Linked DNA regions of Homo sapiens: region 2 is linked to region 1. Evidence: chromatin loops called from intact Hi-C (ENCODE). Cell type or tissue: B cell. All regions are shown on one strand. Each heading gives the region's core, and the rest is flanking DNA. Links, peaks and the distances in the headings are about the cores only.

What was found. Hi-C counts contacts between places; a loop is a spot of excess contacts. Peaks named below come from ENCODE experiments on the same cell type or tissue, not always from the same donor. Only the 100,000 strongest peaks of a DNase experiment are listed, where the experiment ranks them.
Region 2: a loop joins it to region 1, with 3 times the contacts of the local background. A loop is called at or near these places in 1 of 110 quality-filtered maps.

What each region holds. Positions count from the first base shown.
Region 1 is chr5:89,439,169-89,444,560 of GRCh38, forward strand. The region is part of intron 8 of MEF2C-AS1 (MEF2C antisense RNA 1); the gene reads left to right. Among named protein-coding and RNA genes, the nearest start is that of LINC02161, 140 kb to the right of the region's middle. In B cell, for the core only: no CTCF peak of the experiment used is centred there; DNase peaks (open chromatin) are centred at 1,733, 2,923, 4,700 and 5,203; H3K4me3 peaks cover 2,553 bases; H3K27ac peaks cover 5,000 bases.
Region 2 is chr5:89,266,068-89,271,459 of GRCh38, forward strand. The region is part of intron 7 of MEF2C-AS1 (MEF2C antisense RNA 1); the gene reads left to right. Among named protein-coding and RNA genes, the nearest start is that of LINC02161, 310 kb to the right of the region's middle. In B cell, for the core only: no CTCF peak of the experiment used is centred there; DNase peaks (open chromatin) are centred at 1,944 and 2,544; H3K4me3 peaks cover 2,366 bases; H3K27ac peaks cover 4,933 bases.

The DNA.
Region 1 (5,392 bases), core at 252-5,251:
CTCAGTATAACCTAGTCTATCCTGATTACACTGAGTGCATAATTTTTAGAAATCCAAAGAATGCCTTTCCTTAACTTTTCACAGAATCAGATGCTACAAAGAAGATAATGCTTCAAATCTCTTCACCAGAAAGAGATAGACTTTTTTTCTGGACTGGCTAGAGAGAAAGTATAGAATCATGAATTTATGGTTAAACTATGTTCTTCAGACAGAAACTCACATTTCCACTTTGACTAATTCAGATGAACTGTTTTACTGCCTGAGCTACTCAGAAAAATTGCTTTAATTTATTGTCTTGTAAAACAAACCAAAGTTTTATAAAATAATATTCAGACCCTTTTCATTTTCTTTTGTGTGTGTGTGTGTGTGTGTGTGTGTGTGTGTACCTTCACATCCCCTCTCTTTTCCCTACAGTCACTTTCTCTCCACTTTACTTATGTGGTATTCTCCTATCTGACAACAAGAGAAAGTGATTATTACTACTTTATATAACAGATTCTGGCAAAGTAATTGTGCTTCTGTTTCCACGGTAATTTAGGCTGTTTCTGCTGTAAATGGAAAGCAAAGTTACATGTCAGCCTTATGGAATCTTTGCTAGTGATATCAGTTCCTTTAGGTATTTCTAGACTCCAAAAACCACATGGACCATTTGTAATATAGGTGAAATAGAGAACATGTAACTTTAAAGCAGTCCTACTGTGTTTCTCTGCCTTTTTTTCTGAGATCAACCCAGAACAATTCAAGTGGTGTTTCTGTGAGCATAGTTAAATGCATAGAAAATACGGTATATGTGTATGCATGCATGCATGATCATATGTTTAAGGTAGAAAAATACACTTTAATCACCTAGATATGATCATTTATCCATTTTTAAATTATGATGAATAATGTAATTATATTTGTTCATACATTCTTCAGAATTAACCACAACAAAAGTCATACACAGACGTATTTGGTAGAAGACCATGAGGACTTCCAGAAAAATCCAAGAGGCAAAGTGTATTCTTTATGTTACTAATCAGAAGTAAATTCTTTGTCTCAAGCCACAGAGTTTTTTTTTTTTTAACTTTATGAAGCATTATGGTATGGTGTAATTTTTTCAAAAAGATTTCTTTATTTGCAGAATATCATATTTTTCTGTAAAATAATGGTTTTATACAAGATTTAATATTTGCATTTGCTTCTATATCATATATATCAATATAGAGTGTTTCCAAAGATATTCATAAGGAAACAAACATGTATTATTCCACAGGATTAAAATGAATGGCTAGAAATAAGCTAATATCTCCTAAAATTAAACATGTATATTAATTTGAAAAGTATTTTACTTGGATAATTTATTATCTATTTATTACAACAATTAACATAAATTTCTCAATTTAAAATAATTTAAATTCATTTTTCACTATCAAATATTGACAGAAAAATTCAGTAATGATTTTTTTTAAAAATTCCCCTATTGCCCAAACCTGTATATTTTTAAAATTTATTTGACCATAACAATATCATAAATTTAAGTATTATTTGAATGGACCACATTCCATATTCACATTTTATTCTCTGTGAATCCGTGGCTTATAATGGTATGTATATATGAATTAAGGAGAATTTGTTAATAAAACAATAATTTTGATACCATTGTAGACCTCATGATAGTTATGGTTCTCAACAGGGGATTTTTAAAAGAAAACTCCCCTACCAGAGTTACCCACATGCCCACCTGCATCTTTTACACATGAAAATCCACTTCATTGTTCAGAGCCTTTATTAAGAAGACTGTTGACTTCAATGCTAAAAATATCCTAAAGGATTTCTGATTGTTCCAGGAAATTCCTGAGGAATCATTTTTCTGGTGATTAAACTGGTCATGTGTCTCTAGTAGTCCAGGTCGAGGTAGGCATAGGTTGGGAGTGTTACATTTTCTGAGCACCCATTATAAGTTCAAACCCCTTTTGGCCCTTTACATATCATATTTAGTATTCATAATCAGTCCATGATGAAGCAATTATCCCCTGATTCCAGAGGAGGGGCTGAAGCTCAGGGAGGCGGGTAATGTGACAATGTCCACATACCTGGTAAGAAATAGAGTAAGAATTTATAATTTAAGTCTGTTTAGCTTTGATATCGATATTATTCCATTATCTCATGTTGTTTCCCAGAGGGTACAATTGCTGCTTCACTAATTTAATATTTATTTTCAAAATAATTGTCTACAGGTAGTTGACCAATTATTTTCCTCCTGCGAAATTAAAATATACAGGAGATGTATGGTTCAAATTATCTATCCATTTAAATTCATCAAGAATTTGACACAATAAACTAAAAAGTGCCGAGGAGAACTTTATTAAGGGAGCAAAAATATATAAGAAATGGCTCTACATTTTGGACAGCTGCATTTGACTTATATACTATTTAAGGAGGTTTGAACTGATTCTCAGAACTAAATGTGTATATTCCCTGGTCTTTTTTTCCACACCCTTTTCTTTTCTTACTTTTTAAAGTGGCTTGATGTATTAGAGATGAAGCAGGTCCTTGACTCCTACCCATTTATCCAATATTTGGAAAAATCTGAGTTAGAACTATAATTTATTCTCTCTCTGTCAGCCAAAATGAGACCATAAATATAAGGGCATTTTATCTACTGTCTATAGAGTCTGCTGCTTTGATCCTGCCTCCTTCTCCAATCAAATTCCGGAAATATTTCTAATTGTAGCCTTATGATTCTCAGAGGGTGCTGTGCTTTTTATTTTCAAACTTATATAAAATCTTTTGGTATTTTTCCTCTCATGTTTATAATTTTGACTTTGATTTTTGCATTCACATTTTCTGAATTTTACAGTAAGACCTTTTTACCATACCTTGTTCCTCTTTTAAGGTTTGTTGCAAAATTCTAATTAACAGATTGAACAACAAAAGAACCCACTGAACACCCACTAGATTTTTTTTGAAGGAGGGGAAACATTCTATAAAAAACACTGAACACTTTAAGACACACACTGATGAACACCTACTTCTTAATGAAATTCATCACCACCTAAATTCAGTTCCTTCTTTCCCACATCATTGCTTCAAACCCCTACACACAAACACCCTTGTAAGACCAGTTTTAATAAGCATATACACCATAATATATATTTTCAAAAAAGCATTTGTAAAACTGTAAATCTTGATTTGTATTTCACATAGATAATAATTTCTTCAATGTTTGACTTCCATTCTGTTGTGTCAACGAGATGATTTACTCTGTTTGTGCCATCATAATTCAAAGATCATTTTTAAAATTATTATTTTTTCTTAAAATTGAAAAGATATAATTTACCAAATTTTTTTGTTGTAGATGTTTTTAAGAAACAGATTTTTAAAAGCAAATTAGTAATGAAGAGAGGGAAGCTGAAAGCATACTAAAGAAAGATTTATGATGGTCAATAGAGAAGAGCAATGTTGAGTAGAGATTTTTTGTTTCACATAAAATATATGAAAGGTAGTGTGCAGCCATTTTGTAGCTTAAGTCCTAGAAGACATCATTTTGGGTTATACTTAGTATAGGTGTAAGCATATATAGTATAGGTGAAAGAATGAAGAAACACTTGCTTATACATACTTTCTTAAGTTTCAAGGGGAAAAAAAAGCCTAACAATTTTACATATGCAAGGTTTAGTCCATAAAGAGAATAGGAATATCTTATCTTTTATTCAGCTAACAGGTTTTAGCAGTTTTCTGAATACTTATGAGTAGCTCAGAAATTCATATAAGTTCATGTAATTCACACAGCATCTGTTGTGAAAAAAATAAAGTGATAATTTACATCCAATTAAAATATTTTTCATTAGATAAAATGCTTTAATAAACCAACAAATTTATGTAAGAAAACATTATTCATTGAGAATAAAACAAATCTTTCTACAGAGTATGCAAAAAGTCCAAGATTGGTCAGCTAGAAAAGGTGTGAGTCAGTCATTTATGTAAAATTTTAATACGTTGAGTACTTTTTTAAAAAAACTGTGTGTCCTTATTGTCTTCCAATTTGTATAAGTTATTTAAAAGCATATTTGCTCATTGGATGCATTCTTATTAAACTGCTAAAACAGTATATCTATCAAACCCCTTGTATCTACTATAGAAGTAGAAATTTCAGGAATGCTTCTTACACACAATCACCTTTCTGTCTTTTAAAAGCTTGCCAATTGTGCTACATAGGAATATATGCAAGCATAGTTTAAAAACAAGTTAAAAGTTTTTTTTTTCATTTCTTTTTCTGATATAAGGATTCTTTACCTTTAAAAATAGGCTTATATTCAATTTGGCAGGAAATTATGCAAATACATTCTGTAAGGGCAGATTCCAATGGTACAACATGAAATAAACTTAAGAAAAAGGGGGAGTCAAGCAAAGAGAAAGTTGGTGGGTCTTGCTATTTTTTTATACTTTAAATATTTTTAGGCCTCTTCACCACTGCTGTTGGGTCATTTCTCTTAGCTATACTAAAGAGCCTTTGTCAGTCTGGAGGAGGCAGCCATGTGTCCATGAATGCTTATTTAGTACGGTGAGGACAGATGGCCTGGAATTGCTGAAGAAGACCTTAAGATATATTTAAAAGAGGAAAGGGAAAGAAACAATAAGGGAGGAAATAAATTAGAGAAGAGGCAAATGTGTGGCAAAGAAAAGTACACACACACATAAACACACACACATGCAAGCCACATGCACACAAATGCAGACAGACTATAAAGTGGTAAGTAGGACCTGTTTTTTTATAGATTTGTCTTTTCTGTAGAAATTTTGGTTTATATTATTGTTGATTTGTTGTCTTTTTAGCAGAAATCTGACAATAACCATCACCACCGTTCTGAGCTTAATCTGTTCATTGATGTGTAGTATACCTTTTATTTTATAGTATCCAAACTTGAAATGTGGATTTTGAATTGTAAAAGCTTGGGGGTTTTACTTAAATAAATATGAGTTAAATTGAAATCCCTGACAGCCTAAGAGTCAATGCTTTAACATAATTTATGTTAGAGTATATCATAATTAATCTTGCTTAGCATTTCCACCCCCACCCTCCCCCCGCCGTTTCCTGTTATTTTAAGAAAATATACACACTATTGCCCAATCAAAACCTCATACAGGAATATGTTATGTACATTGAGAAGGGAAGAGGAAGCGAGGGTGGGGAATGGATGGGCATGGGGACATGTGTTTTCAAATATAAAGATGTGAGATGTTGTGAGATGACAAAAGTAACATTAGTGGATTTTTATTATGTATTTTTTCTTTTCAAGTTATCATATTAACATCTTCCTGTTTTCTTCAGATTTATTCCATTTCAACCATGGTATGACTCTGGCAGGTAACAGAGGACTATTGCTTCAATTGGCAGGTTTTCTACTGC
Region 2 (5,392 bases), core at 233-5,232, 170 kb before region 1:
ACTGTATTATGGGCGAGAGAGCTGAAGCTTACAGATGTTAAACAGCTTGCTTAAGGTCACGTAGATGGTAAGTGTTGCAGCTGGATTTTGAACCCATGTTTCCTGACTCCAAATTTAATACTTTTTGTTCTATCCTATAGTTGCTAACTGTTAGTACAACTTATTTGGCACTTTTTGTGTTTAAATTCCCATTAAATTATTTTATTATGGATTCCTCAATAACACTGACATGTTCTATAACAGGGATTTGCACATGGTGCACACAAAATGAGTACTTTTGATTAACTAATGGATTAGCCGGTTTTCTTCATTCTCCCTTCATGTGGTATAGCATTTAATAATATCACAAATGTTTACAGTCATTACAAGGACTTGTTAGATTTTGAGAACATAAGGTAGTTGTTATGAACTAAAAGTTTTGTCCCTCAGAATTCATGTGTTGAAGGCCTAACCCCCAGTGTGGCTGTATTTAAAAATGAGACCTCTAAGGATGTAAATTAAGGCTAAATGTGGTCATAAAGGTGGGCTCTGATTTGACAGGATTAGTGTCTTTATAAGAGGAACGATCAGAGAGTGGTATCTCCCCCCACTCTCCACCATACACGCATAGTAAAAAAAAAAAAAAGCCATATGATGACATATGAAGCCATGGAGACAAGAAAGACTTCTACAAGCCAGGAAGCGAATCATCTAGAACCTTGAACATAGCCGCCTAACCTCCAGAACTGTGAGAAAATAAATTTCTGTTGTTGAAGCCATCCAGGCTGTTGTATTTTGTTATGGCTCCCTTAGCAAACTAATAAAGTGATTAAAGCCACACTTCATTCAAGCAGCTTGTTTTCCTGTGGAGTGACCGGAGAATAGCCCTGGAGTTATAGGTGAGTTGAATGTATACTCTTGTGCTTTGTCCTTTTAGAATTAAATATCAGGGTTATCATTCCATTGGGGTGAAAATACCCTCAAAGTCAAAACAGCAAAGTTAATGTTGTTCAAAACACTCTATACTTTATAGAATTGCATATAGTAGTACCTGAGTCTGCATGGTCCTGGGGTAAAAGTGAGAATGATGGCAGAAAGCACTTCAAAGAGATGAATCTGTGTCTTGAATGAATAGTAGTTTTCCAGAAAAGTGGAAGGAAGTGCATATTCCTCAGAGAGAACAGTTATGTAACAGTTGTATAAGTGAACATGCTAGAACCCTAGATTCTGGAGACTTCAACTTGTTACGGCCAGAGCTCAGGATGTACATAGAGGAGCTGTAGAAGATAAGGTTGAAAAGACAAGAGCCAGTTTTCTAAAAATCACTGTGTGTTATGTTTAAAAGTCAGACTTTGTAACCTGGTGGAGGACTAGGGGAGGGATAGCATTAGGAGAAATACTTAAGGTAGATGACGGGTTGATGGGTGCAGCAAACCACCTTGGCACGTGTATACTTATGTAACAAGCCTGCACATTCTGCACATGTATTCCAGATCTTAAAGTATAATTTTAAAAAAAGAAAAGAAAAGAATTGTAATCTGAATAGTTATACAATCAAGTTTTCAGTTCAGAAGGTTACTCCCAATGCACCGTGGAGATTGTATTGAAACCTGGTCTTGGGGTTAGGGCTTGGGATGGAATTTCAGGGAATAATGCTGGATCATAAATTCTCTGTGGATGGTAACAGAACCTTTGTCTTTGACATTACCTTCTTAGCTAAAAACTCAGTTCAAATATTCAGCCACTTCAGAATTCAAGTAACACTTCCTTCTTTTAGCTATGACATTTAAATAGCTCTTATTTCTGGGATAAAAGTGACTTTTGTTCTTGTGGATGCCACACATCATGGATGATACCCATGCTGTGGATCTCATCAAAACTTGAGTGGCCCCAAATGAGTGAGCTGGTGGCCTGGTGAGAAATCCAGCATTCTCGACTTCTTCTTTTTAACACTCTTAAGTTTCATTTTTATGAGGTGCCACATTTTGCTATGCTTTTAGCTGGACCTGCTTGAAATTTCTTAATCTGATGTTTCAGGGAGCAGTAAAAATAATAAGTAAACATGTTCCCCGAGCAATTAATAATGCAAGCCCTGAGCCCAACAGGATTCATCAAATACATAAACTTATCCTCTCCTGGTCAAGATGCTTTAGACTGGAAGTAGTTGAAATATGGGAGGAAGCTCATGCTTTTGTGGTGTGAATTAGATTCTGTGTGTATCTGTGTGCGCTTAGTGCATTTTTAAACTATTGTAAAAACACTATTCTTAGACTCGCCTGAGAGTAACTCACTTGTGGAAAAGGTGGGCAATTCTGTTTTGTGATTACTATGCCTTCCCCCTAGGTCATCTGCTCATCTTTCTTCTTCAAACAAATTAAAATATTAGTCCACTAGAGAAGGACTGTTCTCACTTTTATATGTCACACAGAATGTTTAGAGCTGACTTTACCTGTTAGTGCCAACAGCAGTGATGATGTGGTTATCATGACACCTGCAAATGCCTCTCTTCCTGTGTACTTATTATCAATCTGGGAATGTCGTCACTCCAGTCACCCCAGAATGCTTCCTTATGACTGCATTCTTACTGGCTGTAAGTAACTTTTTTACTCAACAAGGAACGGGCCAGATGGCATGCAGATATATGCTTGAGACTGGGTGAGTCTCATTTGTTCTCTATTTCTTGTTACTTACTGTCACTCCTTGGCTAACCACACATAAGGAACTCACCCTGTGGGCTGCTTTTTGCTGTGCATATCTAACGCGATTATAGTAATGTGCTTTTTATTAATGTTTTTGTTATTATGGGTTTCTTTTTGTCGAAGTTGTTTCAATCTGCCTCATAACTTTGTAAGGTGAAATACAAATAAATTTGATGGTGCAAACAGGTCAGCCAGTATACTAACATATAAATACAATGAATGTTGTCCCCTTCTAATTAATAACCTTGAACTTATTCCAACAATGATGTTACAACTGGAAAATAATTTTATTTAGGAAATTCTCTTTGAAAAATGATTTTAGAGCCTTTTCCTACCAATCAAAGCAAATGATCATTCTCTGAGGGTTGGTTTGATCTTCTATTAAAAAATTCATTGAACAAATAATTATTAGGTGTATAATCAGTGGCAGGCAGTATACCAGGAGCAAGGAGTAAGACAGACATGGTTTCTGCCTTCAAAGACATTTAAGATAAAATCTGAGATGAATGTCTGAGCCCTGGATAATACCTTTATTGATAAAAACGAGATGTGACTATACAGTGACAATCTGAACTGCCTCAAATGACAATTTTAAAGAAGAGATTTAAAACATTTTGAGTAATGGCAGCATCTCAGGAGTAACTCACACAAACTACTCAGAAGACGAATAGTCATTTTTTAAATGCATACAGTATGGTGTATAGAGTTTATAAAACATTTTTATATACATTGTATTACTCTCTTGCCACAAGAATCATGGATTATCAACCAGGTTTGAGTACTAATTTTCTTCACGGTAAAGTGAATGATCTCTAGGAGACTTCAAAGCCTGAAATTCTGTGATATTTATGTTGCTAATTTTATGCATTTACACGATATTGTGAGTTCATTATTTTAGAATAGTTCCCTGTGTTCTATCTGACTGAGGACCATCCTAGCAGAGATGAGCGCCCAATAACTTCTCCTGGGGGTGGTGGGTGCTGGCAGGAGGCCTCGGGCATGGAAACTCGACAAGGAATGAACTAGACTCACTCTCAGTAACGGGGTCAGGAGCAAAGGGTAAATGAAGGTAAAGTTTGAGGTGAGCGAGCTCCCCGGGGTGTGAGGGAGGTTCTAAAATATCAAGTTCAAAGGATCAGGCAGAGCAAGAATTAGACTCAAAGAAAAATGCTGGCTAGACAGATTAAAGAGGTTGAGGAGGCAGAACCTAGAAAGGCTACCCTGAAGAAACAATATTTCTTTGTATGGGATGATAGAGGTAAAGCCCAAGAACCATTAGAGTGAAAAACCGAAAGAAGAAAATCATTTTAAAAAAGATAGCTTTCCCTGCCTTAATCCCATCAGTGGTTAAACAATGAAAATAAAGAGAAAATGCAGCCCTACTCTAAAACTTCACCTCCTCCGCTTTCCCAACCAACAGCCCACTCTTTGAGAAAACAGAGTGTTCATCAAATAGAAAAACATCTTGATGATTGCCAGATAGAAAAACAAATATTTAGGGATTGAATTTGAGATTTTTCTTTATATTTCACTCAACATCTTGAGACCTTCTTTGTCCATATCAAAAGTAAGTTTCTAAGTCCAATTATTAAGTAGATCTAAAAATCTCTCTTCTGTTGAGATGTATACAGTTAGTAAAGATTCCCAGGAAGTTTGTACTGAGACTTTGGCGCGCACGCCAGCATGCGCGCGCGCGCACACACACACACACACACACACACACACACACACGAGGGTATAAGGGTGCAGGAGTAAATGGTGAGCCCTTCTAGGAGATTAGTGTGTGGCTGGGACCCTTTTTAACATCTTTTACTTTGGGCCCATTCTTTCAACTCATTTTTACCACCATGTATCAAGTTTGTGCCTGAGTCACTCCAAGCTTGCCCATCTGTGGGGGCAGCAGATTGTTCCAGGTGAGTTGAAGATACAAGGAATAAGTGTATGCATAAATAATGTGCAAAGGAAGCTGCTAAAACCCTGTTTCTAGAATTTTCTACTTCTATTTTTGTGTCTTTTTTGCCCCTACACACAATTAGTAGTGGTGTTTCGAACTCATCCAAAATTTGATTTTGCATGTTTTCTTGTTTACTTTTTAGTCCTTTACTGAAAGGTTTCTAAGTAGCTAGGTGTTTTTTCTAGTCTGCCATATTCCAGAGTTTTCACACCAGTAAGTCTGCTTACAGACCTTTTTGCTGTGCTGTTGTTGTTGTTTTCTTTTCCCCAACAAATTTATGACATTAGGTCACACTTTATTCGAGAAGCTTTATTTTCCATCTGCTCTCCGTTTTTGCTCTATTATTAGGCTATGCTTCTGGTATTCTGATCCCCCTTCATTTTCAGAACTCTTGTTGACGTCAGTGGGGAACCTAGGCAGAGGAGAGTGTAATGCTGAGCTTGGCTTCACAGTCCATTTTGGGAAAAGCGTCTGACCTCCTTGAGATGGAACTTCCGTTGGGTGGACCCCTGCTCATTTTCTACAGACAGTGGAGCCTATGCATAGTATTTAATGCAACCACCAGTACAGGATGATATACTTGCTCTACCACCCAAATATATTGACTTTCTGTTAAAAGGCTTTTAACATAAATTTTAAGAGATTAACAAAATACATCATAGGCTATTGCTGAGAATGCAGGGTTTTTAACTACGTTTCTCCTACATTGATTTTAGTTCATATATTTTAACCACCGCCTTATTTTACTGTACCTTTTAAT